Linked DNA regions of Homo sapiens: region 2 is linked to region 1. A link is a loop called in an ENCODE intact Hi-C map of the cell type or tissue named here. Cell type or tissue: Calu3. All regions are shown on one strand. Links, peaks and the distances in the headings refer to the core of each region. The heading gives the core; the rest is flanking DNA.

What was found. Peaks named below come from ENCODE experiments on the same cell type or tissue, not always from the same donor. Only the 100,000 strongest peaks of a DNase experiment are listed, where the experiment ranks them.
Region 2: a loop joins it to region 1, with 3 times the contacts of the local background. A loop is called at or near these places in 2 of 110 quality-filtered maps.

Annotation. Positions count from the first base shown.
Region 1 is chr2:19,793,040-19,808,194 of GRCh38, forward strand. No RefSeq gene overlaps it. Among named protein-coding and RNA genes, the nearest start is that of LINC00954, 68 kb to the right of the region's middle. In Calu3, for the core only: no CTCF peak of the experiment used is centred there; a DNase peak (open chromatin) is centred at 8,512.
Region 2 is chr2:19,530,564-19,545,718 of GRCh38, forward strand. No RefSeq gene overlaps it. Among named protein-coding and RNA genes, the nearest start is that of LINC01808, 69 kb to the left of the region's middle. In Calu3, for the core only: no CTCF peak of the experiment used is centred there; DNase peaks (open chromatin) are centred at 7,978, 10,428 and 10,728.

The DNA.
Region 1 (15,155 bases), core at 3,907-11,906:
TTCTACTCTCTTGCTGTGCCTCTCTCCTCTTTATTTCCCTCTCTTTTGCTTTTTGTTCCCTGTCTTGGTCCTTTAAGTGGTTATTACAGAATACAGTGTAATTTTTAATTATTATGCTTCTTAAAAAAGAGTTATGTCTCTGCTCTCCTTTATTTATGAAACAGAAAGTTGGGAGAGTTTCACTTCCATCTCCAAAAGAAATGGCTAGGATTGCTCTACGCATATGTGATTACTGGTGTTTGTTTTCTGGAACCGGCAGTGGGAACACACTTTCTAATATGTGATCTGGTGAGTGACAGAGTATTTGACACCAGGGTTGTTGGGTCACCACATCCAAACCTTACTCCAGTAGGGAACGGGACATTAGAAATAACTTCCTGCTGCTTCTGAGTTTATCTTGGGAGGAAATTTCAAGTGTTGTCGCTTAAAATTGGAGATGACCTCAGTTCTCATCTAGTCCAACTACCTTGCTCTACAGATGGGGAAATCTAAAACCTGTTGATAAGAGGAGGCTCGTACAAGGTCACTTTGCAAGTGAGTGGCTGTGGAACAAGAGCCCAGCAGCTTGGATTCCCACTGTAGTGATCTTTCTACTATATCAGGGTTATTTCACGAAGAAAACAACTACCTTTCCCCACACAGCTGTTTATAAGTAAGTTAGGGCATAAAAAAATCCCACACAGGCCCTTTTCCTATACAAAGTGTGCTATGAACGCTTTCTAATTTAATCAAAATGCACCTCAGAGTTTAACCAAACTAAACAGAACCCAGGTTGGAATCAGCACCACTTTGACCATCATACCCAGACCCTGGCTCCACCCACTCCTCACATAGCCCAAGCCCAGGTTAAGGCACTCAGACATGAGCCTGGACTCCATAAGATAAACCTTACACTTCGGGGTTATTGCTCAGTAATGTGACTGTTCTTGATGTGGGAATCCAAATGACTTGGCTGCAGAGATTTTATAGGCCTGGGAATGAAGGGGCTGCCAGCCGCCGACTTAGCTCCACATCAAGCAGCCCACCAAGGTGTTGGAACTAGGAGCAGGGTCAGCAGCAAAGGTGGCCTCTCAGGGATTACACAGGTTCTGGAAGTCCTTCAGGAAACTGAAGCTAAGGGGTTCTCCTGCCAGTCTCCAGATATCCAGCACATCTGTCTGTCCTATCAGCTTTTCTGCTATTTCCTGTACTCACCCAAATATGATGGAAGAGGAGGAATCTAGAAAAGACCCAGAGAAAAGTAATAAAGCCTGAGAATGGCTCTGGCCAGCTGTGTGGACGGTTACACTCCAGCATGCGGCAAGCCTGGAGGAGAACATGCAGGACAAGGGCTGAGGCTCTGCTCCAGACACCCTATGCTGGGAGGTGTCTGTGGCCACCACTGAGTTATATGCTGTCACTACACCGCATAAGAAACAATGAAGATGCCAATGTCATTGTCAATAACTCTGAATACATTCCACCCACATCACCAGTTGGGTTTGGCTGACTTATCCTCTTAAGAGATTGCCCAGAGTCACTCACTGAAGATGCCATTCAGGTATTGCTATGGTAGAAACTCCAACGCAGGTGGACCTAGCTGATCATGTGAGCCCAACCTCAGTGTCCAGGCAAGGATTCCTTGATGTTGAGTCTGGCAGGCCCCCTGTGTAATTTGTACTCTAGGTCCCAACAGATAGTGAAGTCACCTTAGATCGCAACAGCATCTAAGGGATATCAAACAAATTGTTATTTTAAAACCTAGGCGGCCAGGTGCAATGGCTCATGCCTGTAATCCCAGCACTTTGGGAGGTGGAAGTGGGCGGATCATGAGGTCAGGAGTTAGAGACCAGCCTGGCCAACATGGTGAAACCCCATCTCTACTAAAAATACAAAAATTAGCCAGGCATGGTGGTGGGCGCCTGTAATCCCAGCTACTCGGGAGGCAGAGGCAGGAGAATCGCTTGAACCCTTGAGGCGGAGGTTGCAGTGAGCCGACACTGCGCCATTATACTGCACCCTGGGTGACGGAGCGAGACTCCATCCCAAAAAAAAAAAAAAAACCTAGGCTCTCAAATAAAAGCCCAAAGACTCTCCATTGCCATTACAAATTTCATATACACTCATTAGTAAAACTCTCTACAGTCTTAGCTCAACCCACTTTTTCATACGCTGGAGACCCGCTTGCTCCCCAGCATATACACTGTACTACAGCCCCATCAGACTTTCTTCCTAGTCCTTTTACCAGGAATTCTCTTCCTCCATCAAAGCCATCTCCCTTTGCCTTTTGCTGAGCTCTTATTCATCCTCCAAACCCATCAAAAGCTTCCTCCAAGAAGTCTTTTTCATCATCTCTGGACTATCTTCTCTGCAAAACACCCAAAGAATTTCTTTTGTATCTATTTTATGGTTCTGATGCTCATAAACATCAAATTGTATTAGCATCAGCAATTTCCCTAAATAGGAACTAAGCTCCCGCTTCCAGCCATATATATAGAAAGCAAAACAGAAAGATCTGAGTCCTCAAGACCCCAGGGATAAAAGACTTTCACACTCTCTTCTATTCACACAATTATAATTCAGCTTCATTTTTTTGTCTTAATAAAAAGCATTTGCAATGTTGCTAATGTTCCTCCGGGCCTGTAAACATTTTTACTCCAAACACGTCAGCTGCAAAATGTTGGAGCCCCACTCAGAGAAAGAACAAGAAATCCAGATTCGCTTCTAGCCAACAGCCAGGGTGGGAGTTGAGACCCCACTCTGAGCAAGCTGCCCAGCACCTGGGTGGGCATGTGCAATCCAATACAGGCAGACCCCAACTAGTAAAATGAGGGGGGGAAGAGAGGATGTTTTTGTTCTTTTAGAAAAGGGCCCCCAATGGTATATATAAAGCCCCACGAAATATTTCACAGCTCACATCAAGAAGCGGAAAGCACCTTGATATTCAGACCCCTGACTGCTGCCAGGGTCCAAAGCCGTCCCTTAGCCTCAACTTCACACTTGCCAGAGGACAAAGCCAACTAGACCATGTGAAACCCGCATGCCTTCGCCACCTCTTAGCTGCCTAGAGGGACAATTAAATTAAAAATATAATGACTTTACACCAGAAGGAAGTTTATCCAAACCACACATGAAAAGTCGATTTCTGATTTCGTAGCCACACCTCTGTACTGCTTGGTTAAAGACCAAACAATTGTGAAACGTAGAGAAGAACGATGAGCAAGTCGTGAATGTGGGTTTCTGTTTCCCAGTAATCTTTTTCAGACTTTAGAAATGCCTACGGTTTCTGGAGATATGAGTGTCTAAGTATAACGAGAATATGTTTGGATTTCACACATTCTTATTTTACAGCAGAAATCCTTGGTAAGTGAGGAAGTCCCGTGAAAGCTGAAAAATCATTGGCTTTGACAATAGACCTATAAATAGAAGGCACAGGAATCATGAATATGCTAATGGATTTTCCCTGCTATGGCCTTGCGGTATTGAGGTTTTAGCCCTAACATGTACATCAATTGGTGCCAAGTTTAACCATCCTGCAATCTTCAGCAGGAATCCCTGCTTTACATGGAACAAGCGGCATGAATCACAGATGTTAGGGGAGGGCCCAGGATTTCTGAATCAGAAAACTGTCTCCCTGCAAATTTTTGATGATTTAGTACTTGGGTAAATGTTCTCTCTAAAATGGACCAGTAATCAGGTGGTTCAAAGCTTATGAGTACAATAGAAATTTAAATATTTTCTAGCTTAACACATTACATAAGGATAAATCAGCCAACAGACATTTATGGATCCATGGAGCATCTATAATAAATGGGTCTTAACTTTACTGGAATGTAAGCCCTATGAGGGCAAGGATGTATCCACCATGGAGTGGATAAAAGAGTGATGGGCACATGGTAGGTGTTGATACTTATCTATTGGATTAATTGGGTGGTTGATTCATTAATTAATTAAACTGTATTACTGAAGGAGAATATCATTTCAGGGGATCCCCAGCTGTCCTAGGAAATATGACACCAACTGAACACATGGAACTTGCTATAAAGAAAGGCAGCAGAGGGAAGACTTACCTGTTTCCAGTACAGTAACCCTGCTGAAGGAGCAATGGTGGGCAGTCAAGTTACCCCTCATTCATTCACTCAACACTCACCAACCTAGTTCTTACTGTGCTCCCAGCTCCAGGTCAGGGCAGAACTATAGACATGGCCAGAACACCACTGTCAGAAATAGCATCTTTAACCCATCAATCCAACCCATCCATGACAGGCTCTGAATGCCTGTCCAGCCTAGATAGGGGGTAAGGGTGGGGGATGCCCACAGAGAAGTGCAGGGCCCAGCCATCTCGTGGGAGCTGGACGTCCAGCCAATGCACAATATGAGCACATGTGTCCCTTTGACTTCAGCTCTTCCTCAGGTCCATGTGTTTTGCCCCAGGGATGTGCAAAAATCTGAAGGGAGATCACAGATGTTGTGCAGGAACAGAATGTGTGTGTAGCAAAGCAAATGAGGGCATCTTGGAAAGCTGGCGAGGACCAAGTCACAGAGGACCTTGGATGCAGAAAGGATAAAACAAGCAAGAATTTTAAAGTTGTAAGGAACGTTGGGCAGAGTGGTTAAGGAGACAGACTTTGAATCACATTGACTTGGGTTAGAATCCAAGTTTTGCAGATTAGCAATCATGGTATGCTGAACAAGTTAAACTCATTTGATCTCAGTTTCCTTGTCTGTAAAACACAAGCAATGCTATGAATGCCTTGTAGAGTCATTACCTCTTCCTAGTAAGCTTCCAATAAACTGTAGCTGGTTTACAAATGGTGTGTGGGATCAGGTAGCTGAAAGTACATACATACCCTGTTCTCGTCTCCCCACCACACACACACCTACTTCAGTTCACGGTAGGCACTCTGCCTGAATTACAGGTCCCCTTGTCTGCTGCAATCAGTTCACCTCCTGATGCTATCTCCTCTAGGAAGCATTCCTTGGTTAGCTCAGCAGGGTGTGATCTCCCCTGTCTGAGAACCCATAATGCTACATTTCTACATCTCTGGCAGGCTGTGATGCAATTCTGCCTTGTACCATAGAAATCTGTGTTCTGTTTAAATCTGCTCCATCAGACCAAAACGTCTTTGAGAGTTACTACCATCCTTTACACCTTCATAGGCCCCACTGTGACTCATAGATAGCCTGCTTTGATGCATGTCTATTTGATTGAGTCCAGATCTCCACGAGTTTTGCAGGTGAGGAAACTAGACTCTAGATCTTCCAGCCCATCGGGGTAGAATGGAGGCCTTTGGCCTCAGGCTCCCACACCTAAGCTCTGTTTCAGAATCATCAGAGAGACATTTCATTTGATCATGGAATGGAGCAGTCCCGCAGATCAAGCTCAGCCCTCGGAAGGAGCAGAGGCAGTGGGAAAGGCTGAAGGCTCCACTGTGGTACAGGGGCAGCAATGCCAAACTCCCAGTTGGTAACAGAGTGTTGGCCTTGACTGTGTTCCTGCCTCTGGAAACAAGACCCAGCCTTCAATGCAACGCTGATAACATCTCACCTGAAGGCAGCACAGGCAGGCCTGACTAAGGCTTCCACTCTTCAGGGGCCAGCCAGCAACATCCGGAAGTGCATGGAACAACCCAGGCTGCATCCTCCCTCCTCCATGTTCCTTCAAGAGTCCCTTCCTCCTTGCTACTCCAACCCACCTGCTCCAGCCTGGCCAAAGGGATGCTTCTGAAACATGGATCCAACCACCTTACTTCTCTGGCTGCAAACCCCTGCCCCACCCCATCCCACTGGATTGTTCATGGAACTGAGTTGAAACAGTGTGAGGATAGATTATGGGGTCTCCATGTATGGCCAAGTGGAATCACTCTGTCTCTAAGCACCCAGGCCTACTTGACTCCCAATCTATGTCTCCCTGGAAGCTCCATCCATGCAACTGTTCATCTGTACATCTGTGCATTCAACTCACATTTACTGGAAAGGGAATCTCACAAGAATGAAAGGACTGGGGATTAAGGGGTGATACTATTTGAGCTAGGTTCTAGCCCTGGCTCTATGCTAACCCACAATGAGTTGTTACATGCTCTAAGCCCTGGTTTAGTGGGTCCCTTTCTTCAGTCACACCAAGTGTCCTGTTTGAAATGGGTGCAGGGACCTCAATCTCTCTCTCTTCCTCTGAAGGTCCTGAGGAAAAGGATCAGCCAGATTCTGAAGTGGCCCTGCTCTGACCACCTGGGTTCTGCAATCCTAAATGACCTGGATGCTGGTCAGAAGCTCAGCTCCATAAGGAACACAGTTTTACAGCAGAGCAGGGAGCCATTGACTGGGCCCCTCCTGACCCACAGAGCTTCCCCAACTGGCATGAATAAAAGTCACTCCAGCACTTGTACAAAAGCCGAAGAGTCCAAAACAGCATAATGGGTGCTATGATGGAAGGGAAGAAGGCTCCGGGGGAGGGACAAGGGAGAGGAGTTAGGAATAGTAGCAATAAGGTGTGGCCAGGATAGAGGTCCTGCAGCCCTGGAACAGGGAATCCAGGTCAGAGAAAGGGAGGTGGTGGAGCCAGTCTCGGATGAGTTCATGAGGAGGCAACGCTGGGGCTGGACCTTGAATGACAAAGGTGACAGCGACTGTTTATTGTGCATCTACTGGGCACTGGGCAATATAAATGCATTATCTCTCATCCTTACTAAAACCCTAGAAGATAGGAAGTATAAATTCCATTTTACTGATAAGGAAATTGAGGTCGAGATAAGTTCTCTGGTTGTCTGGTCTGTTAATGTCAAAGATAGGATTTGAACCCAAGTGCATCTCATTCCAGAGCCCACGCTCCTTCACTACACAGGATCTGGATAGGGAAGGGGTGCAGAGGGCAGCCCAAAGACGGGCTCCCTGCAGTGCAAAAGCCTGGAGGCAAGACCAGGGAATAGCCTTTGGTATAAAGGAGGTTGTGCATTGTCCGAGGACAGAAGCTTGTCTCTATCCTGGGAAAAAGGCACACTGCCTCACTCAGGCCTAGAGAAAGCCTGGTGGCTTGCTCCTCCCCAAACCCCAGTCCCTGTCCCAGGTTGTTTACCTCCAGTACTTATGGAAATATAAGTGCTCTCACCTGACTCGGAGGACTGCAATGAACCAGGCAGGAGCACACTCTATGAACCTTCTGCCCATCCAGCAGCATGCCTCCAGGGGACAACCAGCCCCCAGGGTTCCTGGCAGCTCATCTAGACATTTCCATTTGATGCTATGCAAATGGATGAGCCTGCCGCTGCCATCAGGACCACCACTCCATGCTGGGAGTTTTCATGAAACAGATTCCAAACCTGCCCTTAGGCAGACATGGCCAACCCCAGATCCCAGCTCCACCAGGAGATCCCAGCTGCGGGGTGCTGGAAAGGGGCAAGTCAGCACTCGCAGCTGAAATCTACCTCTGGAGTACAGTTCTTCCCAGAGCCACAGCACCCCCTGCCCATGACAGGCCTCTCGAAGGCCATGCTAACACCTGCCCACTTCTAGAAGCTGCATGCCAGAGAGGCTAACATACCCAGTTAACCCACAAAGACCCACACCCTGAGCCAAGCCACCAGCTAATTAAAACATTCTGTGAGTGACTTCCACGCAGATGGAAAAAAACTGAAACAACACAGAACAAAGGAAAGGAGAGACTTCTGTTTGGGTCCTGGCTGTCACTATACCAGCCATGTGACCTCTGGCAAGCCACTTATTCTCTGATCTTTTCTTTCTTATCTGGTAGTAGTAACATCCAACATTTATTTTTTAAATTTGTAGATCACAATGTACTTTTACATAAACTATTTTATTGAAGGTGATGCTCGCAAAACCTTGCGAGGTAAGAACTATTGACCCCGTTTTGCAGATGAGGAGCACCAGGGTCAGAGAGGTCAACCTCCATATTCAAGCCACACAGCCATTAAGTCTGGCCTGGAACCAGATCCCCTAATAGCCTGCCCTCCCTGCTGCGTCCACCTCCCACAGCCTACTTGGGAAGACGCTCCCCTGTGAAGCCTTCCCAGACATCTTGTCAACCATCATGGCATTCTCCCTCTCATCACTTCAATGTCTGGCTTTCTGCATTCTGATTTTCTACAGTCTGGAACCCTTGGGGCAGCTGGAAGGCTCTCCTGCAGGTACATTCACTGTTCACCATTCAAGCCCCCAAAATAGAACATTCTCTTCCGCCCGACCTCTGCTAGACCAAATGCCACCACCAACAGGTCCCCAAAGACAAAAAGTGGGAGAAAAACTTCTGGGCTGGCTGTAGGAATGTGCAGTTAAAGTAGGACAGGAAAGTTGAGAGTTTGATCTAGAAATAGGACCCTATATAGAAAAAAAGAAAGGAGGGGCATGATCCTATCGGCAACTGCCCAAGTTGGCCACAGCTGACAATACTGACATAGGAACACATTCTCTGATGTCCTAGGAGAGGGTGATAGGACCATCCAGCTGCTGTTGCACGCGCCAGGGACCACACCTGGCTCTGCAGCCCTCTGGGCATGCTGCCCGCTGGGTCTCGTGGGCAGTGCTGACTCACAGAGGCCAGACCAAGGGGACAGCCTGGCCCGGCTCTCAGCACGTCTGACTCACCGTCTCCTCCTGAGCCACTGTACGACATTCCTTCTCCAAGAAACAACATCCATCTTTTTTTTTTAACTGGCAGAAGAGCTTTTTCATGTTCTTGGGACTGTAAACCAAGCATCGAATTTTCCGCAACTTTTTCTAGTAAGTGTGCCTTGTGGGAAAGTTAAAAACAAGTCCATTTTTGGGCCTAAACATTGTTATAACTCCTGAGCTGCCTTAGTTTCTCCCGAGGTCGTTCACCTAGGGGACGCCAAAAGCAAGGATGTTTCAGAGATCGTTGATCAAAGTAGGCACAAGATTAGGTAGTCAGCTTTGCTTGAATGAGTGTTTAATATTTAATAGAAATCCACATGTCAGGCACTGAATAGTCATTGTGCATGTATTTCTCTAGGCCCTACCATAAGCCTGCAGAGTCAGAATTGTCATCCCTGTTTTAAAGCTGTGGAAACTGAGGCTCAGAAAGGTTAAGCAACTTGTACAAAGTTAAACATTGGAGCCAAGATTTAAGCTCATGTCTATCTAATCCCAAAACTTCTATGCCTTAACTAAACCATGCAGCTTCTTTCCTCTCAGCCCCCACACATCCAGGCTGAGAGCAGGTCATTCTCCTGCAATTCGTACATTCCTGGAGGTTACTGAGCATGCCAAAGAGTTTCTACGAAGAGAATCCCTTGGCCTCCATCTCTGGCCAAGCTGTCTGCTCCTACCATCCCTGCCCCTCCTGACTCCTGAGGCTAAAGCTCCCTGGCTGCATCTCCCGGAAAAGGCAAAGAGTAAAAAATCACAGTTCCTATGGGTGCTACCCAGCCAGTCAAGCAATGTGTCCTCCTGGGAAGTTACTAACCTCTACCAGACTATACAACAGCCCATCCTCAAAGCCCTACATGGACCCATAAAAGCAAACCCTGTACCGAAGGCCCCTGTAGGGCACAGGTGGTGCTTGGGAGTAAGTCTGCTCATTGCAGATGGCATGCTGATGGGCAGATGGCCAGGTGGGCACTGCCCATGTACAGAGAGCTCATGCTGGATGCTTTGTTTACCCCTTGGACCCACCCTCCACTGTTCTCTGGCCTGGAGGCCAACCTGGGGCTGGAAGAATGGGCTTCCTTGCCCTTTGTCCTCCAGCTGGGTCTGGCCAGTGGAAGGTACTGGCACTATAGCAGAGGGCAGGAGGTGAATAAGACCAGGCTACTTGCCCAGCTCCTCTCAGGCAGCCTCTCCTGAGCCCCACAGCTGCAAGTACAGGTACGGTGGCTGCAACTGTCCGCCCCTACCACCCACCGCCCCCAGAGGGCTTCACCATCCCTTGCTCATGGCCCTTGCTCTTCTCACACTTTGAAAATAGGCCCCCCCCCTCCATTAAACTCTCCACGGTTACTTCCGTCTGTTCCTGCCAGGTCCCCAGCTCATTCAGAGTGGTTTAGTGCAAAGGCGTCGCCTTGAGTAAAGGAAGTGTGGGGTAAGCCAAGGCTATTTTGATGGCTTTTCTTTGGCTTTTATCATCCTCAAAATCAGGAAATTTTAGATGCTGTTCTTAGTGCATTTGCTGTGCATTTAAACTGTCGGCTACAATTCAGAAGCACCGGCACTTCTGTCAGCCACAGCTTCAATTCCCTGGCAGTAAATTCCTTAAGTAAAGAGAGAGGCCTTGGCCTCACAGCCTTCCCAGGATCCACGAGGTACCCACTCACACTTGGAATACTTGCCAGGTAACATCAGACTCAAAGCAACATTCTGCATAAAGCATGTTTGTTGGATTTAAGAATAAAATTTTTATTGAGATCCATTATCTTCCCAGTCTCCATTAAAATTGACTTGCTTTCAGTCTGTACAGATTTATTCTTAACGGAAGAGATAAGAAAAAGACCAAGACCCAATTCCTACCCTCAAGAAGCTCACAGATAAATGAATGCAATGTAACAGGAGCAATAAGAACACAAAAGCGACTCTCACACTGCCTGGAGGTACAAGGAAGGCTTCACAGAGGAGTGGCATCCAAGATGATGTCTGAAGGGTGGCAAGGAGCTCAGCATGTGAATAGATGAGTGAGGGCATTCCAGGTAGTGGGCACAGCATATGTAAAGGTATGAAGGCATGAAAGGGTATATGGTGTCCTGGGGGCCAGAAGTAAAACATTATGACAAGAACTTGGAGCATGTTTTGGGGACTGATAGTCATCAGACTGGAGAGTCAGGCCAAGGCCCTGCAGCCATGCTTAGAATTCAGAAGGAAGAACAAAACACTTGTAAAGTATAAATGATTGTCAGCCAAGAACCGTGTGTAAGGCTTTCTTAGTGACATTTCAAAATGGCCTTCTTATAAAATGATATTTCAAAATGGCCTTCTTAATGACAAAGGAAAATCTGATCAATTCATTTCTGGGTTAAAATTTATGCTCCAGAAAAATGTGACCTAAAGAGTAAGAAAATAAAGGTTACATATTTTGAAGTGGTTTAAGTAATAGATATTGTTGAGTACACATATTCTGTAAATTAGTGTGTATCTGTGCCAACTGGTTGGAAATAGCTCTTAAAAGTGGAGATTGGATGCATGGCGGGATGGATGGGTAGGAGATGAATATATGCATGCATAGATGGATGATTAAAGGAAGGAGGGAAAGAGGAAAGGAAGGAAAAGGAATGAAAGAACACAGTGAACGAATTCAGAGGTAAATGACTGAGAGATGGATGAAAAACAAATGGATGCTCCCAAAGCATTCATCACTCCCCGCCATTAAGCCTCCTTCTAACTCAGTGAATGAGCTCTGCCTATTGCCACAGAAACAAAATAATTTGGAAATGGCCAACTGAATTAGAAGCCAAGTTCAAAACTCCCAGAGCATTGAGAACACACGGTGAAGACCCCTGCACAATCCCACAGATAACTGGAGAGAGGCCCGATATGCCCATCCTTGCCTCTCCCTGGCCCTGCTCCCCTGAACAATGTGAGGATCACATGTGGGGATCCTGCAAGAGAACAGTGCCCTAGGGAACATCTCAGACTGTAAATTCCAAGGAACATTACAACCAATTGAAGGAAACTCTTGCAATTTTGTGAGCCACAAATGGCTCCAAGGAAAGTCTGGGTCAGTTTTCAGACCTGGCAATAACTTCCTTCATGGCAGAAGGATGGTGGCCATGAAAAGGCCAGTTTTTCCTTCCCCATTTTCCCAAAGGAATGGGCCCTGAGCCGGGAAGGTTGTGTTTTCCCCACCTGTGGTTTTCTGTTCAAGCCAAGTCAATAAACTGAAATACAGCTTTGGTTCAGCTGATCCTCGAGGAGGGAAACAGCAATTTTGCCTTCAAAGGGACAGACCCACAAGCCAGAAATAAGAGTTATGTTTCTGGGCTGTGCTGAAAGAAGGCTGGGCTGTAGGTTTCAAAGGGCCAAGCTCCCACCAAGTCCAGGGGTAGCTGGGGGCAGCCCAGGCTTTGGCAGTTGGGGGCACCTGTCATTTAAAGAAGGTGCTAGTTCATGAGTGGGCAGGGCAGATGCTAAAAGAAGACTAGTACCTGCTTTAACCGCACCAGGACACAGCTATCTGCTTGTGCCTCCAACAGTAGAGAAAATGGGGTAACATACTCCCTTAATGGGGTATGAATGGCCAAGCATACAGATAAATGGTAGAGGATGTGAGGAGGGAAGAAGGCTGGCCTCAAAATCACGAGGCTTCACTTCCTTCCTTACTTGACTTCCAAGTCCCTTTGTGGCTTTAGGCCAGTGATTCTTCCTTCCTCAGCCTCCATTTCTCATCCATAAAATGGACATGGTCGCACCTGCTCTGCCTATCTCACAGCCCTGATCAAAGAAAGAATGTGAGACTGCTTCAAAGTTTCAGCAAAAATCACCATATCATGGCCTGTATCAGGTGAACTGCCCTCCAGGGATCTTGTTATCACTAACCTTCCTTGCATCTTCAGAAGCGCATCTAGACTCCTCTCCTCCCATTCAAATAAGTCTGGTTGCATTCCCCACCTCAACTGAGTTCCCTATTCCAGCCTTGAACCTGGGTCTTCAAGGCCATCATTTCCCGGTGCCCAGATCCCCAAGGATTATGTACAGCTTCTAACTAACCCGACCCTCAGCCATAACCAAGACACTGCAATGTTTAATGCCGACCCAGTCCAATTAAACCCCCTGCATCTTCCTAGGCACAGCGCTATGGAGAAAGACATTTAACGGCCTTCAATACACAGAGGAGACCACGTTCCCCTCCACCCGGGGAAAATCTGCAAGATGCCAAAACGTTTATTTTTCTAGGATTAACACAATGACAGGGAATCAGCCACATATATTGTTGAACATGATGAGCCAAATATTTTTCTGTAATTTTTATAATAATATGAGGAAAGCTGAAAAAGAAAAAAAAAAAAAAAAAAAGAAAGCAGCTGGTGTTAGGCTAGCCTTCGTAAGTTCCAGCCTCCAAAAATAACAGTCGTTCCCATGAATTACCAACAACGCTGTTTGTAGGACAGTTGCTTGATATAAGAAATGGAACATATTAACAGGAGCTTCCTGAGAAAAAGGGGCTTAGGGAGGACAGAGTGACCTAAGACAGAGGATGCTGGGGAGGCCACAAGCTCTCAGCCCCATCCCCTGTGATGTGGTCTCCCCAAGCCTCCTGCAAAGCAAAAGAGGTCACAGGAGATGCCGCCAGGACCCACACTGATTTCAAGCACTCAGAATGTGGGCAGGTGGGGATGGGGACTCAAGCCGGGAGGAGGGCATCTGGATTGGGTCACACAAGTGCCACAGCACTGCCAGACAACTTACTCACTGTGTTGCTCTTTCCAGACCTTGAAACCTGATAAAGTGATGTGGAAGAGACAAACACGAAACCGGAGTCTAAGGAGAGATGAGGGTCAGAAAGGAAGTTCAAGGGAAGAGAAGGTGGAGGCAGACATGGTCAGGGCCTGGCAGCAAGGGGGTTCATCTTCTAGGGCCCCCACTCTCCCACAGCCTCTGGGTAAATCTAGTAGGGGAGGTATGTTGTGAGGAGGAGGAAGAAAAACAAGCACCCTGGGCTAAGAATGCAGAGTAGAGTGCTGGGATGGCTTCCCCACTCCCTGCCTCTGTAGCCTTGGATCAGTCACTGGCCTGCCCTTGGGCCAAGGTGTCCTCAACCTCATGAGGGTGCTGTAGAGATTAAGTGGGAGTGAGATAATTACAGCAATGCCACAGAAGGCTGGAAGCTGGTGTCTAGGAGCCAGCTGCTCCTTCAACCCTGCACTAAGGGAGGTCACGTGAGGAGCGTGAAGAGGGCCCTTGTGGACCAGCCAGAGGGGACCCCAGGAACAGCAAGCCTGCTACTTCTCAGCCTCCCAAAAAGAGCTTTCCCCTGGACTGTCCCCCAGGGAACTGGAGCTCCAGCTGACAACTGCTTGTGTAGAATAAGAGATGACATTTGTTCAGAGCCTCGGAGGACAGATCCAGGGCCACTAGCGGATGCTTCCTGGAGTCAGACATCTGCTTGGCAGAAAGAAGGACTTTCTATCAGTCAACACAAAGCTGGCAGCCCCTTCCCCACCCGCTCTCCGGGGATTTGCCCAACTTTATTCTCACACTCATACTCTCTTCTCTCTTAGGGCCTTATTTTTAAAAAGGGACCTGGAAAAAGAAGGATCTTCAAGACCAAAGGGCTAGGGAGAAAGGAACTGATCAGATTGGGCCCTGGACACAGGAAATCCTCAGGCTAATGGAGGGGAGTTGAGGCAGAGACACCCAAGGCTGGGCTTGGGTTAGGAGAGCTTCACAAAGCAGCTGCCTAGAGGGACCAGTGGAAGAGACCCTGGAGGGACCAGTGGACAAGGCCTTGGAGGGGTCAGTGGAAGAGATGCTACAGGAGCCAAGGTCAGAGGAGTGAGGGAGAAGAAAGGACCAGAAAAGAGGGTTCCCAGCAGGAGGTGAGTCCAGAGACTCAGTGCTGGCCCCAGCCTGCCTTTCCTGCAAGTTGTGTAAACCCAAGTGAGATGTTGAGTGGAAAAGATGGCAAGCACTCCAGGGACAAGAGACAAGGCCCTGGTACACCCTGCCAAGTGCTGGGGTAAAGGAACAAATCAGACACAGCCCACAATAATGCCCCCTAGGAAGAATTCCCATTTAACAGATGAGAAAACTGTGACTCTGAGAGATTGAGTTCCCAGCCATCAGAGAATTCCTGGTCTTTAGGTTCATGGGAGCCAGTGTGGGGAGGGAGAGAAGTCCTGCCCCCGCACACCCCCTGCTAGCAGGAGGCAGTTTCCACTGGAGAGCCAGGGATTTGAGGGAAGCATGAGGCAAACACCAAATGTTTTACCAGTGGAAATAAAATTGAAAATGTCCCTGGAACCCACTTCATCCAGAATTTCCAGGGGAGGTTTGGTGTGAGTGAGTCACCAAGAGCACAATGGCTGGTTCCGAAGGCCAGGCCAGCTGAGCTCGGTGGATATTTAAACAGAGCTTGGGGAAAAGATGGTCAAAAACACTGGCCTGTGCCTGCTGAAACCTGAAAGGGTTGCCTCCACCCTGCCTGAACCCACTGACTGCAGGAGGCTTGGCAGGCCCCATGTGGCTCTCAGAGGCTGGACAAGGACTGGGGGAAACCC
Region 2 (15,155 bases), core at 4,225-12,224, 260 kb before region 1:
TGCACTTACTTATATAGTGCCTGCCTGGCTTGTAGCAGCTATTCAGTAAAATAGTCATTGAATGAAGAAATAATTGGATCAATTAATTATTCAAGAGATGTTATTGCAAGAACCTGAGCAGAGAGCCCTATGCATATCATTCTATTATAATGTCTCTGCTACATTTTAATTCTTGCTGGGATCACGCTGTCATGAAAGGGATTAAGATCAGAGGTGCTTATCTAAGCACTGCATGTTTCCTTCAGGAATAGGACAACAACCCTCCTTTTATTTCTCTCATTTTTAACTTTCAAACCTTTGGATTTGACATGTATAGCATGTCATAGTGGCGAATATAAAGACAAACTCTGGAGGCACAGAGTCACCTTTCCAAGCACTTTACTTCCCCATTGCATTCTTCCCCACTTCTGTTTCCCAGGACAAAAACCAGAGTGCCATCTTCACCTTTGCTCTGTCATCAGGTTCATCTATGTTTTTCCCTCTTAAAGAAAGACAATCTATAGCAATCTCTCTTCCCTTCATTTTTTCTAAAGCCACCATTCTAGATAGGTTCTCCATAGGTTCACAACTGGACATACACAATTAATTAATTCCTTCTTTCAATAAATATTTACTAAATAGCTGCTGCGTGCCCAGTAGGCACTGTGCAAGCTCTCTTCTTGCTTCCAGTCTTGGTCCTGTGACCCATCTGACATATACTACCAGACCAAGCTATCCAAATACCATACATGATATCCAACCCTTCCTTTTCAAGGCCTCCTTGGTTTCATTTGCTTTAGTCTGTGAAGATGAGACTAAGGCCAGGTTCTTTTCCTCCAATTAAATGTGCACTATGCAGTGAACAAAGCACCAGAAATGGCTAAAACTGAAGGAAACTTTATTGCCTCCACATGTCACTCCTAGGACCACAGGAAAGAGAGAGTCTCAGTCCAAAGGGGCATAAGAGTTGACACTCTTATGACACCAGGTGGAGAGTAATCACGTGTGTGTGTGTGTCATGTCAGGGCAGCGATAGAGATTGGAGGAATGCTGGACACTTCCAGCAGCCTGCTGTACCTTAAGAACTATTGGAGTAATTACTCAAGGCTTCTTCAAAGGCCATCATAGTAGTTATAACAAACCAGAACACTGGCAGGGATCTGATCTGACGGGTGTCTTGTTGTGTCTGGTTGCCACAAGGAGAAAGCCAGGGGACTCTTCTTACTATGGAACTACCTGTACATTGACACCCAATTTGTCCAGAAATGACTAACTCATCAAATCTTTCAATGCATCTCATTAGTCAGTAGTCACATATTTGTAATTTGAATAAATTATTTACACCAAAATTCAACCAACTACTCAGTGTTGCACATTGTTTCCATTTTAATTAGAACCCACGGGCTTCAACAGATTTAGAGAACAGTCTGATGAATATGAGTAGAGACCATCATTACAATGATAATTTACTTGGAAGAATAACATCCCACAAGAGAAATTTGATCCATGTTATCTGCTACAGAAAACTCAGAGGCTTTTGTTCGGCCTTTGATGCCTTCTGTAGTAGGGTCCCGACCACTTCAGTTTCCCTCACACCTCCCCAACACATGCACCACTCATGCTGGTCCTTGTTCTGTCCCACCGATATGCCAGTCCTACTTTGGGGTTCATGTGCTTAAGCACATAGCCTTCCAATCTCCTTGACAACCTCTGCATATTGAAAATACTCACCCTTTGGGACTCAGCCCAAGTTAGGTCTCCTTGGTGACAGATTCAACTATATCAGCTCCTCCTCCTCTTAATTCCTTTAGCTCCTAACTGTTCTCTATTTAACAGCAATTACTGAGTCCTTGCTATGTCTCAAGAACTATTCTAAGTGCTGTACATGCATTTGCTCATTTAATTTTAATGACAACCCTTTAAGGTAAGTACAATTACATCCCCATTTTACAGAATGAACTAAGGCACAGAAGAATTAAATAAATTGCCCAAGGTCTGTGCTCTATTTATCTGTTACTGCATAATAAACACCTCAAATTTAGTGACATAAAACAGCAACTGTTTTATTATGCTCATGAATTCTGAAGGTCAAGCAGAGTAGGGGTATCTTCTTTCTGCTCCATGATAGTTGCATCTCAGCTAGGAGGACTGGACTGACTAGGCGGTGACTTGAATGCTAAGTAGCTGGAATCATCTGGACTCTCCTTCATTAATATGTCTGGTCCTTAGAGCTGGATAATGCAAAAGCTGAGCTCTGCTGAGACTATCAACTGGAGCACCTACCCATGGCCTGCCCATGGGTCATGGGCTTCTCACAGCCTGATGGCTGGGTTCCTACAGGACATGTTCTGAGAGGAAACAACCAGACAGTGAGAAGAGATGAAAGCATAGAATGCAAGTCTTCTTCTGACATACCCTCTGAAGTCATGCAGTGTCATGTCTGCCTCAGTCTATGATGACAAATGAGTCACTGAGATCAGTCCAGATTCAAGAAAGGAATCAGACTCTACTTCTTGCTGGTGGAGTGATGAGGTCATACTGCAGAAGAACATGTGGGATGAGATATGTTATTGTGGCCATCTTTAAAAAATGCAACCTGACACAGTCTTGAAGCTTAAAAGTGACAGAACCAGGCTGTTGCATAATTGTTAGTTTTTTTTCTCCTAAGATACAGTGTAAGATCTTTTACAGCTGAAATTATAGCTTGAGTTTCTGACACTATATGATAAAAAAATTCATAAGCCAAAATAAATGTTGTTATTAATTATTTAGAAGAAACCAGAGAGAAGGGATAGTTAAATGGTATGGGCTGTCTTTTGAGGTGATGAAAATGTTCTACAATAAACTCTGGTAATGATTACATATATATCTACAGTAAAGGCCATTGAACCGTACAATTTAAACAGGTAAAATATATGGTGTATGAACTATATCTCAATTAAACTATTTTTAAGACAAAGTATAAATTAAGACATTCCCAGATAAGTAAAAAATTGAGAGGGTTTAATACTAGCAGACATGCTCTACAAGAAATGCTAAAGTGAATCCTTCAGACTGAAGTGAAAGGACAAGAGTCAATAACTTGAATCCCAATGGAGAAATAAAGAATATTAGTAAGGATAAATAAATAGAAAAATATAAAAGTTAGAATAAATGTATTTTGGGTTTGTAACTTCTCTTTTTTCCTATGTGATTTAAAACACAACTACATAAAACAATAAATATAAATCTATGTCAGTTGGGATACAATATATAAACATGTAATTCAATAGGGAAAACTAAGCTATATAGGGGGAAATTTTTATATACCATTGAAACTATTTTGGTACTAATTTGAACTAGATTGTTATAAATGAAGACATTAATTGTAATCCCCAAGGCAACCACTAATAAAATAACTAACGCAGAACGCAGTGTAAAATAAATAAAGAGGTAATCAAAATGTTATGCTAGTAGACATCAATTTCACACGAAAGAAGACAGTAAGGGAGGAATTCAGCAACAAAAAAAAAAATATGACATATGGAGTAAAAGGTAACAAAATGGCAGAAGTAAGTTTTACCTCATCAGTAATTATATTAAATGCAAGACTCAGATTCTCTAATTAAAAGGCTGATATTGAAGAACGGATTTTTTAAAAAGTTATCCAACTATATGCTGTCTACAAGAGACTCACTGTAGATACAAAACAGCTTGAAAGTGAAAGGGCAGAAAAAGACATTCCATACAACAATAACTAAAATAGAGCTTAAGTATCTATATGAATATCATATAAAATAGGTTTAAGGCCAAAAATTGCTACAAGAGATGAAAAAAGGATATTGTATAGTGATAAACAGGCCAATTTATTAAGAAGACATATAAATTAAAAATATATACACACCTAACTTCAGAACCCCAAAATATATGAAGGAAACATGGACAGAATTAAAGAGAAAAAGAGAAAATTCCACAATAATAGTTGGAGAGTGTAATACCCTGCTTTCAATAATGAGTAGAACAACTCGACAGAAGATCAGTAAGAAAGTACAAGACTTGAACTATACTATAAACCAACTAGACCTAACAGACATCTACAAAACACTCCACACAACAACAGGAGACATATTTTCTTAAGAACACATAAAACATTCTCCAGAATAATCATATGTGAGGTCACAAGTCTCAATAAACTTAAAAAGATGGAAATCATACAAAAGTATCCTTTCTAATTACAACAGAATGAAACTAGAAATCAGTAACAGAAGAAAATCTGAAAATTCCAAAAATGTATGAAAATTAAACAACACACTCTTAAACAGTTAATGGATCAAAACAGGAATCACAGAGAAATTAGAAAATACTTTGAGACAAATCTAACTAAAAACGCAGCATACCAAAACTGATAGGATATAGTGAATGCAGTGCTTACATAGAATATATGATTATGTGTCTATATTTCTTAAAAGAAAGATCTCAAACCAATAACTTAGCTTTACACCTTACAGAACTAGAAAAAGAAGCGCACACTAAACTGAAAGCTAGCAGAATTAAGAAAATAAAAAGAGTGAAGATATATGAAATAGAGAAAAGAAAAAAAAAAGTTGATTCTTTGAAAAACAAATCAACAAAATTGACCTGACAAACCCAGAAAAAAGAGAAGACACAAATTACTAAAATCACAAATAAAAGTGGGTATATTGCTAATAAGCTTACAGAAATAAAAAGGATTATGAGAAAATACTACGAACATTTATATGCAATCAAGTAAGATAGCCAAGATAAAATGAATAAATTCTTAGAAGGAAAAAATTACCAAAAGTGACTCAAAAAGAAATAGAAAACCTGAACAGACCTATAATAAGTAAAGAGATTGAATCAGTAATCAAAAAACTTCCAACAAAAAAAAATCCCAGGTTTCATTGGTGGACTCTACTAAAGGTGCTTGTAAAAGTAACACCAATTCTTCTCAAATTCTTCCAAAACTTGGAAGAAGAGGATGAAATACTTTCTGATTTATTCTATGAAGCCATTATTCCCCTGATTTTAAAGCCAAAGAAAACTATAAACCAATATCCTTTGTGAATATAGATGCAAAATTTCTCAACAAATATTATCAAACTGAATCCAACAACACATTAAAAGGATTTTATATCATGACCAAATTGCATTTATTCAAAGAATGCAAGGGTGGTTCAACATAAGAAAAGAAGCCAAGGTACTATACTATATTAATAGAAAGAAAGGAGGGAAACCCCATATGATCACCTCATTGATGGAGAAAGAGCAGTAAAAAAAAAAAAAAAAAAAAAATACAACACCCTTCCAGGATTAAAAAAAATCAATCTACAAGCTAGGAATAGAAAATAATTTCCTCAAAACAAAAAAGGAGATGAAGGGATTAAGATGGTGGACAGGAAGTAGGACTAACTTGCAGCTCCCACTCAAATGGGCAGAGCAGCATGTAGAGACTCATATCGTAAACTTTTGCTCCAAGAACTACCACATGAACATACCAAGAAAGCCAAGAGAATCCACAGACTTTTGAAGGAACTGGATTACCACTGCAGACTCCCTGAGATGCCAAAAAACTGTGAGTCTGCTTGCTTTCTCAATGGGGGAGGCTCGTGGTCTGGGGCAAGTTCTCAGCCCTGGTCACTGGCTGCCCGGAAATAGACTCAAACTCTCAGCCCTGGTGCTGTTGGGGTGCATGGTGGGAGTGAGATTGGCCTTTAGGACTGTGGGCTGTATAGGAGTGGGATGAGGCCTGTGACTGCAGGCTTTTCTTCACTTCCCTCATGACCTGTATGACTCACCAGAGGCAGCCATAATCCCCCTGGGAATGTAACTCCATTGAACTGGGTACCACACCCCCATTTCCCACATGCAGCAAGTCCCACCCAAGGAGAAGCTGAGCTCAGACATGCCTATCCCTGCCCCGACCTGGTGGTCTTTCTCCACCCACTCTGGTAGCCAGAGACAAAGATCATAATCTCTTAGGAGCTCTATGGCCCTGCCCACTGCCTAAGAAACCTGAATACTTAACCCAGGTGTCTCTAGGGCAAGTTTGCATCCTCCCTATAGGACTGCAGCTGATACACTCTTGAAATTGCCACCTCCTGTCTGGAGGCCAAACCAATACAAAGCCAGCGCGCTAAACAACAAAACCAAGAACCCTCACAGAGTCCACTTCACTCCCCTGCTACCCCCACAAGAGCAGGTGCTGGTATCCACAGCTGCAAGACCTGAAAATGGGTCACATCACAGGACTCTTTCCAGACCAGCCCAGAGCTCGGTAGCTGTGCTGTGTGGCTAGACCCAACAGAGCAAAAACGATCACTGCAGTTCAGATCTCAGGAAACCCCATTCCTAGGGGAAGGCAGAGAACACCACATCACTAAAGCACCCCGTGGGACAAAATAATCTAAACAACAGCCCTTGAATCCCAGATCTTCCCTTTGATCTTCCCTCAGTCTACCCAAATAAGAAGGAACCAGAAAAACAATTCTGGTAATATGACAAAACAAGGTTCGTTAACACTCCCATACCAGCTCACCAGCAATGGATCCAAACCAAGATGAAATCTCTGAATTGCCAGAAAAAGAATTCAGAAGGTTGATTATTAAGCTAATCAAGGAGGCACCAGAAAAAGGTGAAGTCCAACTTAAAGAAATCAAAATAATGATACAGGATATGAAAAGAAAATTCTTCAGTGAAGTAGGTAGCATAAATAGAAAACAGTCACAACTTCTGAAAAATCAAGGACACACTTAGAGAAATGCAAAATGCACTGGAAAGTCTCAGCAATAGAATTGAACAAGCAGAAGAAATAACTTCAGAGCTCAAAGACAAGGCTTTTGAATTAACCTAATCCATCAAAAACAAAGAAAAAAAAGAATTTTAGAAACTGAACAAAGCCTCCAAGAAGTTTGGTACTATGTTAAACGTCCAAACCTAAGAATAATTGGTTTCCCGAGAAAGAAGAGAAATCTAAAAGATTGGAAAATGTCTTTGAGAGAATAATCAAGAAGAGCTTCCTCAACCTTGCTAGAGATATAGATATCCAAGTACAAGAAGCTCAGAGAACACGTGGGAAATTCATTGCAAAAAGATCATCAACTAGGCACATAGTCATCGGGTTATATAAAGTCAAGACAAAGGAAAGAAGAGCTATGAGGCAAAAGCATCAGGTAACCTATAAAGGAAAACCTATCAGATTAACAGCAGATTTCTCAGAAGAAACCCTACAAGCTAGAAGGGAGTGGGGTCCTATTTTTAGCCTCCTTAAACAAAACAATTCTCAGCCAAGAATTTTGTATCCACTGAAACTAAATTTCATAAATGAAGGAAAGATACAGTCTTTTCCAGGCAAACTAATGCTGAGAGAATTCACCACTACCAAGCAAGGACCAGACTGAAAGAAGCCAGACACATAAGGCCACAAAGTGTATGATTCCATTTATATAAAATATCCAAAATAAGTAAATCCATAGAGACAGAACGTAGATTAATGGTTGCCAGGGTTTCAGGGGAGAGGGAGAGGAGGAGTGAACACTTTACAGGTACAGGGTTTCTTTTGGGGTAAAACAAATTCTAGAATTAGGTAGTGGTGATGGCCGTACACCATTATAAATGTTCTAAAATCCACTGAATCGTAAATTCTGAAATAGCTAAAATGGCAAATCTTATGCAACGTAAATTTTATCTCAATAAAAAAAATTTTAAACAAAGAAGTGCCATAAAATCTCAGATAGGATTGAAAGAAAAGTATTTTACAGATCAGTGCTTTTTTCCTCACTTTTTTATTTGTTTTCATGGAAATTACCATATGTAGGGAAAACTATGCTTTTACTACAAGTTCAGGCTGTGCGATGAACTGAAAAAAAAAAAAAAAAATCCAGAGATTTCAGAGTCAGTTCTGGCTCTGACATTAAAGAACCGTATGATTCTGGGGAAGTCCCTTTTTCTCCTCTGGGCTGCATTCACCTCAGATGACACCATGGTGTCCACCTGTGCAATATATGGGCTAGGCCTGGTCTGGATCCAGGAACTACATAGAAAGGCCATGAGTCAGTTCTGAGCCTGACTCATTACGAGATAGGTTAATGGTAAAGCAAGAGGAGATAGGAAACAATTCAGAGTTTTTCCTACGTCTTCCCCTGAATTATCCTCATCTGTGGGCAAAATGCTCAAGAATGATATTTTTAAAAGGGTGACGATATTTGGTTAAAATGTCCACGGAGGAAGGGGAGGTAAGGACTGTGAGAAGCGTGCCCAAACCACAGAGCTTCCAAACTGCAGTCCACATCACCAGCAACAGCCCTAATGAGCTCTGTGCTGGACACTCCCCACTGAATTACATAATACATTTCCGTTTCATTTCATGAATCACAACTTGGGATACAATGTTCCTGGGTTGCAGTTGATATATTTTAGAGATTACCAAATATTTCAAAAAGAAAAATTGATTTTATTAAATTCATATGTAAAATGTCTGTATGTCAGCCAACTTATTTATTTTCAAATTTGAGATTTTCTTAAATGTTGTAGTTACAGCTCAATGTCAAGAGAGTTCTCAATAAACCCATTAATGAATAGCGAGACTGCCGTTGCCCCTGGATTCTTCATTTCTTTTGAGAGTTCAGTTCCTGGTTGATGACGGTGGGTTTCATTTCAGCTGCCCCTCTTGGGTGAGAATGAGAAAAAAAGTGGTAGAGCTTCAGACCACGGATCAGGGGAAGTGGAACTCACATAGGCAACTATGTAACAGTGAGTTTTGTTCACTATAAGACTACAGTACAAGCCGTATATACAAACATTAACTCCTTTGCGGCTGTCAATGTTACTGGTATCCATCAGGACTCACTGGTCTTTTCTCAGGGCGACAAGGGAGCTAGAACGCAGGTCTGTGAATCAGAAAGACACAGTTCAAATCTTAGCTCAGCCACTGGCAGCTGTGCAACTTTGGGAAGGCTATTTAACCCCCCTAAGCTTCAGTGTATTAATCTGTAACGTGGGAATAATAAAAATGCATGGGTCATGAGTGCTTGCAAGGACTAACGACAGGAGATATGCAGAGTGATTAGCATAGTGCCTAGCACATAGTAAGTGTTCAATAAATACTAGTCATGTGTAATTGTTGTTATCCTACCTTAGAAGCAGCAACTTTGAATTGTAAATTGAGTTTGGGCTGATCTAGTATGTCCTGAGTTCATTTTCAAAACTTATGATCAAGTTCACTTTTGTGAAGGCACATACTCTTTGAGAATGTGAACTGGCTGTACATCATTCATTCATTTGTCATTTCTTTATTCAGTCATTTACTTACTATTTTGACCATCATCTATGTGCCTGACAGAATGTTAAACCTTAAGGGAACAAAGTTGGGAAGAACAAAACACAGTTTCTTTCCTCCAGGTTCTAACTGGGGAGAAAGGCAAATATTGTGGTGAACACAAGCTGAAAGTGATCAAAATGCTTCAGGAGCAGAGAGGAAGCCCATCTGAACCTAAGGCGGATGCTGGGCATAGCAGGGCCTTCCCTAGTGGGCTGCTGTGCACGTGAAATGAGACCCAGTGTGGGAAGAGAAAAGAGCTATGTGTGAGGGGGACAGGCCACTCAGAGAGATGCAGATGGATTACTTCAAAATACATGAGAGTGGGTCCAGGGAACTGCATTTTTAAGTGTCTACTATGAGCCCATTTTACATTTGTTAATTCAACAACAAAACCCCCATTTTCCAGATATGAAAACCAAGGCCCGGAGAGATTTTGTACCTGGCCCAAGATCATGCAGCAGGCCCAAAGCTGTCAAAATTTTGCCAAAGCCCAAGCTCTTTGCACAGGATCATACCACCTCTTTATGCTACTACATATTCTATAATAAGGCCTAAGTGATTGGTATTGATTAGCAAATCCAAAGAGGCTTCCTTGGTCTTATGAACTAATATACATTGCACCAATCAGCACTGAATAGTATACAGACAGTCTAACTATAATTTCTTCCAGAGCAATAATGAGCAGGTGATAATTCACTGCCTCAGCACCCACAATGCATTTGGCCTGCATTCTCACACCCCAGGTGAAGTTTTTCTAACAAAACGCAGGTGCAGTAGGGGTGTTTTCAACTCTTACTAGAGAATACAAAAAACAATGCTTAGTTTATAAAAGAATAATGTAACACTACTAGAATATTGGCTTTTTTCACTTTTTGACCCCTAAACATCTGTAAATAGAATAATATCTGTTATTTTTGCATTGTTATTAACCAGGAAGTTTGGTCTTGCCATAGACAGAGTTCACAGGGCTGGGAGTTGGTGCTTGTGTGCCTTGCAGACTCTGTCCCTCAGGGTGACACCGCCAACTTAATGCTTGCAGAGCATTTGTGGTTTATCAAGCACTGCACTTTCTCTTTCTCATTTGACGCTCACAGCAAATCTGGAAGGGAAGCAGAAGAGATATTTCCACCTCCAATGAACAGAGCTTAGGGGACACACATGGAGTAAAAAGGGCCAGCGCTGATCCATAATTGCCTGCCTCCCAGTCCAGTTCTGTTCCCTGCGCTGTGTTGTCTCCTAATTGCTCTGTTCATTTTGTACCTGTGAGGGTTAACTGGGAACACAGGAGTTCTGTTAAATATCACAGTAGTTAGTACATTTTAATCCTGATCCCCCAGCCTACTGTAGCTGCTGTAAAATATATGGCAATAATTTCCTGAGGCAGGGTAATGTATAAGGAATGTCAGGCCAGCCTCTGGGCATATTTGCCTTAGTTCAGTTTTATTAAAGTAAAACTTTTATTAAGGCATGTGGTGAATTGAGCAATCGGCATGATTCATGCCGTTATAAACCCATTGCTACACTCACAATAAATCAATGAGCCATTGTCGTACATTTGCTGTGGAGTTGGTAGAAACAAGGAAAAAATCAATATGGGGATATTATTCAGACCATATGAAAGTATTAAAGTGTATTCTGTGTGTATTAAACCTGGCCAAACAATATTTCATGTGTACTTTTTTTTCTGTAAATATCTCCATTAGTATCGTCTACTCTGGGCTGTTTGCTAATCCATATGTTATTTTGAGATAATTATAGGAAATATTTAAAATTCCACATAGGTCTTTGTGAGTTTAAAATTTTATTTTATAAATTTATGTAATAAAATTGTCCTAAGGAAAAAGCATTAACAATAAATTTAGAACAATGAGCTTCTTCCTTAACAAACACAGTATAGCTGTAACTTTGCATTATTGAGTAGGTAATGTGCTCTTCTTTAGAAAAAAAAAAAAACCAACAGGAGGAAGCGATTTGAATGAAAGAAAGGGCACTTTTCATTATCCCCCAGCTAGATGGGGACAATCACTGGACCGGCAGCATTCTCTGCATCTCTGGAAACTATTATTGTATCTCCACTTACCTGGAACCTCTTCCGAATGTTGAAATAGTGTCAGTGACAGCCATTTCCCTATGGTGGCAGTGTGTGATCACCTGCATTTCTGCACTAGGAGTTTCAGGTTCCTCTGGAGGCTAATGTGAGTTGATCAGAAAAAAAGGTGCAGTCACAGCTGGCTTCAAACTCAAGCTGCAATACTACCAAGATCCTCCTGGGTTTCAGGTAGTAGGGAGCTGAGCCATTTACTGCCATAGTAATTACTCAGAGGGGTTTCTGTGGCTCTCTAATACTCTGAAACAAATGTTAGATTTCACGAAACACCTATGCAGTGCCCGCTGGGGTTTGAGGTTGTCTTCTAAGCCCAAAGGGAAGGGAAAGGCATTATGTGAATGTGCCATGGCATTACGTTTGCTAAGTCGAGGCAGCCTCTGGCCAGTGCTCTAAGTACTGAGTGCTACCTAAAACGAGACGAGGCAAAGACAGTTCCAACTGGAGAACCTGAGATTCCTGGAGAAGGCTTTGAAAGATGGTTTCCACTTCAACAGGCAGAACGCCTGAAGCAAAAATATTTGCCCTGCCCTTCAGTTGTTGTCTGTTTGTAGCTTGCCACCCAATGGCTATCTTTTGGAGAAAGAGCATCAGAAACTTCACATAGTTGTACTCTCTGGAACTCGACTAATCTTCTTATGGAATATTAGCTTACATTTTCCAGCACAAGAAGAGCTCCAAATGCATATCCAGGCAGCTGGGACATCAAGGGAATGTTGTGATAGCCCTGGTAAGGCCTGATGACTTTCATCATCAAAAGATTTATGCTCACCCTCAGGTGGAAACACTTTGTTTTGTTTTTTCATGTAATAAAAATAATATTCCTATTTACTTACTAGCCAGTTAAAATGAAGAGATTTAATTTTGCTTTATTCCAAAAGAAATAAGAGGTCAGGGGAGGAAGGAAGAGTGTGAGTATAAAATAAACAGGAAGGCTGAGGAAGAGAGCCAGCCCTACAGTTCATGCGGGGTCAAGGAGGTGAGAACTGAGCCTCTCCTTACCAACTCATTCCCTGGCCATCGCTGACTAATGGGGTAACTCCACTGCTTCCAGTTTATGTGGACACATACTAGTTTTCTGCTCCTTTCCATGCTTTCATTAGGAACCTAACCTATTGGCGGCAGCAGCTTCAGTAGAGAGACGAGTGCATGTGACATCATCTTTGGCTTAAGGATGGTATGTGTGTCTTTCAGGGCATATGGTCCGAGATGATCCATCATGGCCTATGATGTCAGATTATCCACTGAGACTCAGGCCTCTTTGCAGAAATGCAATTATATTCTGATAATGGTATTTCCAGTTGTTGTGATAGACAAGACTGATGCTGGGAAGAGGTGACTGGTGGAATACTGGATAATATACGTACAGGGCAGGCAGAAGAATGAGGCATCATGAGCTGAGCTGTCAGTGAGTTTTGCAGTTCTTTCCTTCCCTGTACATTTCTCAGCAGTCAGCATTGGTTGCCATCCAAAATGCCATGGTCAACCATTCCACAAGCCTCAGCCCAGTAGCCTGGTAAGTCCTAGGCATGGCAGTGATTCCCCGAGACTCCACCTGCTCCTCCAGCCATGCATCCACTGCTCGCTACTCTCCTCCTCACTTCATAAACCAGGAGGACCATTTAGAGGGCTCCTTAGCTCTTTCCTCTCTGTTTAATAACACCAATCAATTCATTCTTCCTCTAAATCTTTATTTTGCTTGTATTACTTTTTTAACATTTTATTCTCTTTTCTTTAAACAAATATTTTTTTCTAGACTTTTCCTCTAAATTTTCTATATCCTGCTTTTGAGCATTCTGGCCTCCAATACTGGCTTGAAAACAAACCAAAACCTAACATTGTGCAATATTCACTCAGTCATTTAACCAGTGTTTACTGAGAATTCCCCATTTTCTTGCCCTGGCAAGGTACTGGGCATGCAAAGAAGCAATGTGGCATACTAGAAAGATGACTTTTAAAACCAAACTGTTCTGGGTTCAGATAGCTGCTTTGTCATGTATAAGTTGTGTGGACTCGGACATGCCACTTAATCTCCTGAAGTGTTGGTTTCTTCAACTGTACTAGAACCAAAGCATGTCTGTCATTTAACATAGTGCTTGATGCATAGGCACCCAATGCATGGAACCCATTATGTCTATTATTATTTATAAGCTTTAATCAAGACCCTCATAGAGTATTTGCTTCTTAGGCTCATGATCTTTTTGTGGGTACTTGTTCCATGTTGCTGAGTCATAGTGAAAGTTGTTTAAATAATTGAAAGGACATTATTGAAGGGATTTTCAGAGCCCATTGACATATAAGTACAACAAATAGCTTCAGTGTTGATTAAAAATCAGTTATCTTTTTCTCTTTGATCTTGTCTCTCAGAGACCACTTTCACCACGATCATTTTCCCATTTCAACTCCAGATTATTACTCTTTGTCCTGGGCCAAAGATGGAGGAGTAGAGACTGAGAGTGCTAGTCAGCTAGCCTCAGTCCATGTTGGAACTGACTTTCCCCCTCTAAATGCATGCTCACTTTAATAGAGGACATTATAAAACAAAACTGGTCTTCTGACTCTAAGGAAAAAGGGTTTCTTGGCAGATCTATTGGCTATATTCTACCCTAGGCCAAGCAAATCAGAATCTCCAGGGAGGGGCACAGGAATCTGTGCTTTTAACAAGTACCTTGTTAAACATTAGACAAGTTGGAAAACCTAATCTAAATCCATCACAAAACAATGATTGGGCATCTCCATGTTTTTAAAAAATTTGTATGGGGCAAGCAGAAATATGAAGCAGGATATATGCCCTCAGGGACTTTATATTCAATTTGGAGATTATATATGTGTGCATATATGTATACATATGTATAAATGTGTTTATATATGTATGTGAGTGTATACACACACACGAAAACATAAGTCACCATGAAACTTTGTCATTAAAAGTAAGAGATCAGTAAAAACAAAATGCATAGAAAAAATATCCCCAACAAAACAGGGCTAAAGCTAGATCTCAAAGGAAGTTTGTGTAGGAACTTTCAGAACCTGTTATCGAAATGTTCAAATATCCACACAAGTAAAATAGTGTAGAGAACCCCACCCTATGTACCAGCCACCAATATTCAATATTTTGGCCAAACTTTTCACCTGTCTTTCTCTCCATTTCTCCACCCCTCCTATTCCCCCTCAGACTATTTTAAAGCAGGACACACAAGTGCTGTGCTGGGCCTCAACTTGTTATTCATTTGTGACATAATCATATGAATATTTACTCTATTTCTACACCTATCCTGTTGAGAACAGGCCACAGACCATAGCTGGAGTAGCACTGCTTTAAAGCACCTCCCACATATCATATCACATAATTTAAAAATCAGAAAACTGCAAGGATTCCAGGCAAGAGGGATGGGGAAAACGGAACTGAAAAATTCCACTGGGAGAAACCAATTTTATTAAAGGTACTTAAACTGTGCCAGGTACTGCTATGGTTTGAATATGTTTCCCAAATTTCCTGTGTTGAAATTTAGTTCCCAAATTCATACTTTGACAGTATTTGGAGGTGGGGCCTTTGGGAGGTGTGTTAGTCCATTTTTATGCTGCTATTAAAGACATACTGAAGACTGGCTAATTTATAAAGGAAAGAGGTCTAATTGACTCACAATTCAGCATGGCTGGGGAGACCTCAGGAAACTTACAATCATGGCAGAAGGGGAAACAAACACGTCCTTCTCCACGTGGCGGCAGCAAGGAGAAGTGTAGAGCAAAGGTGGG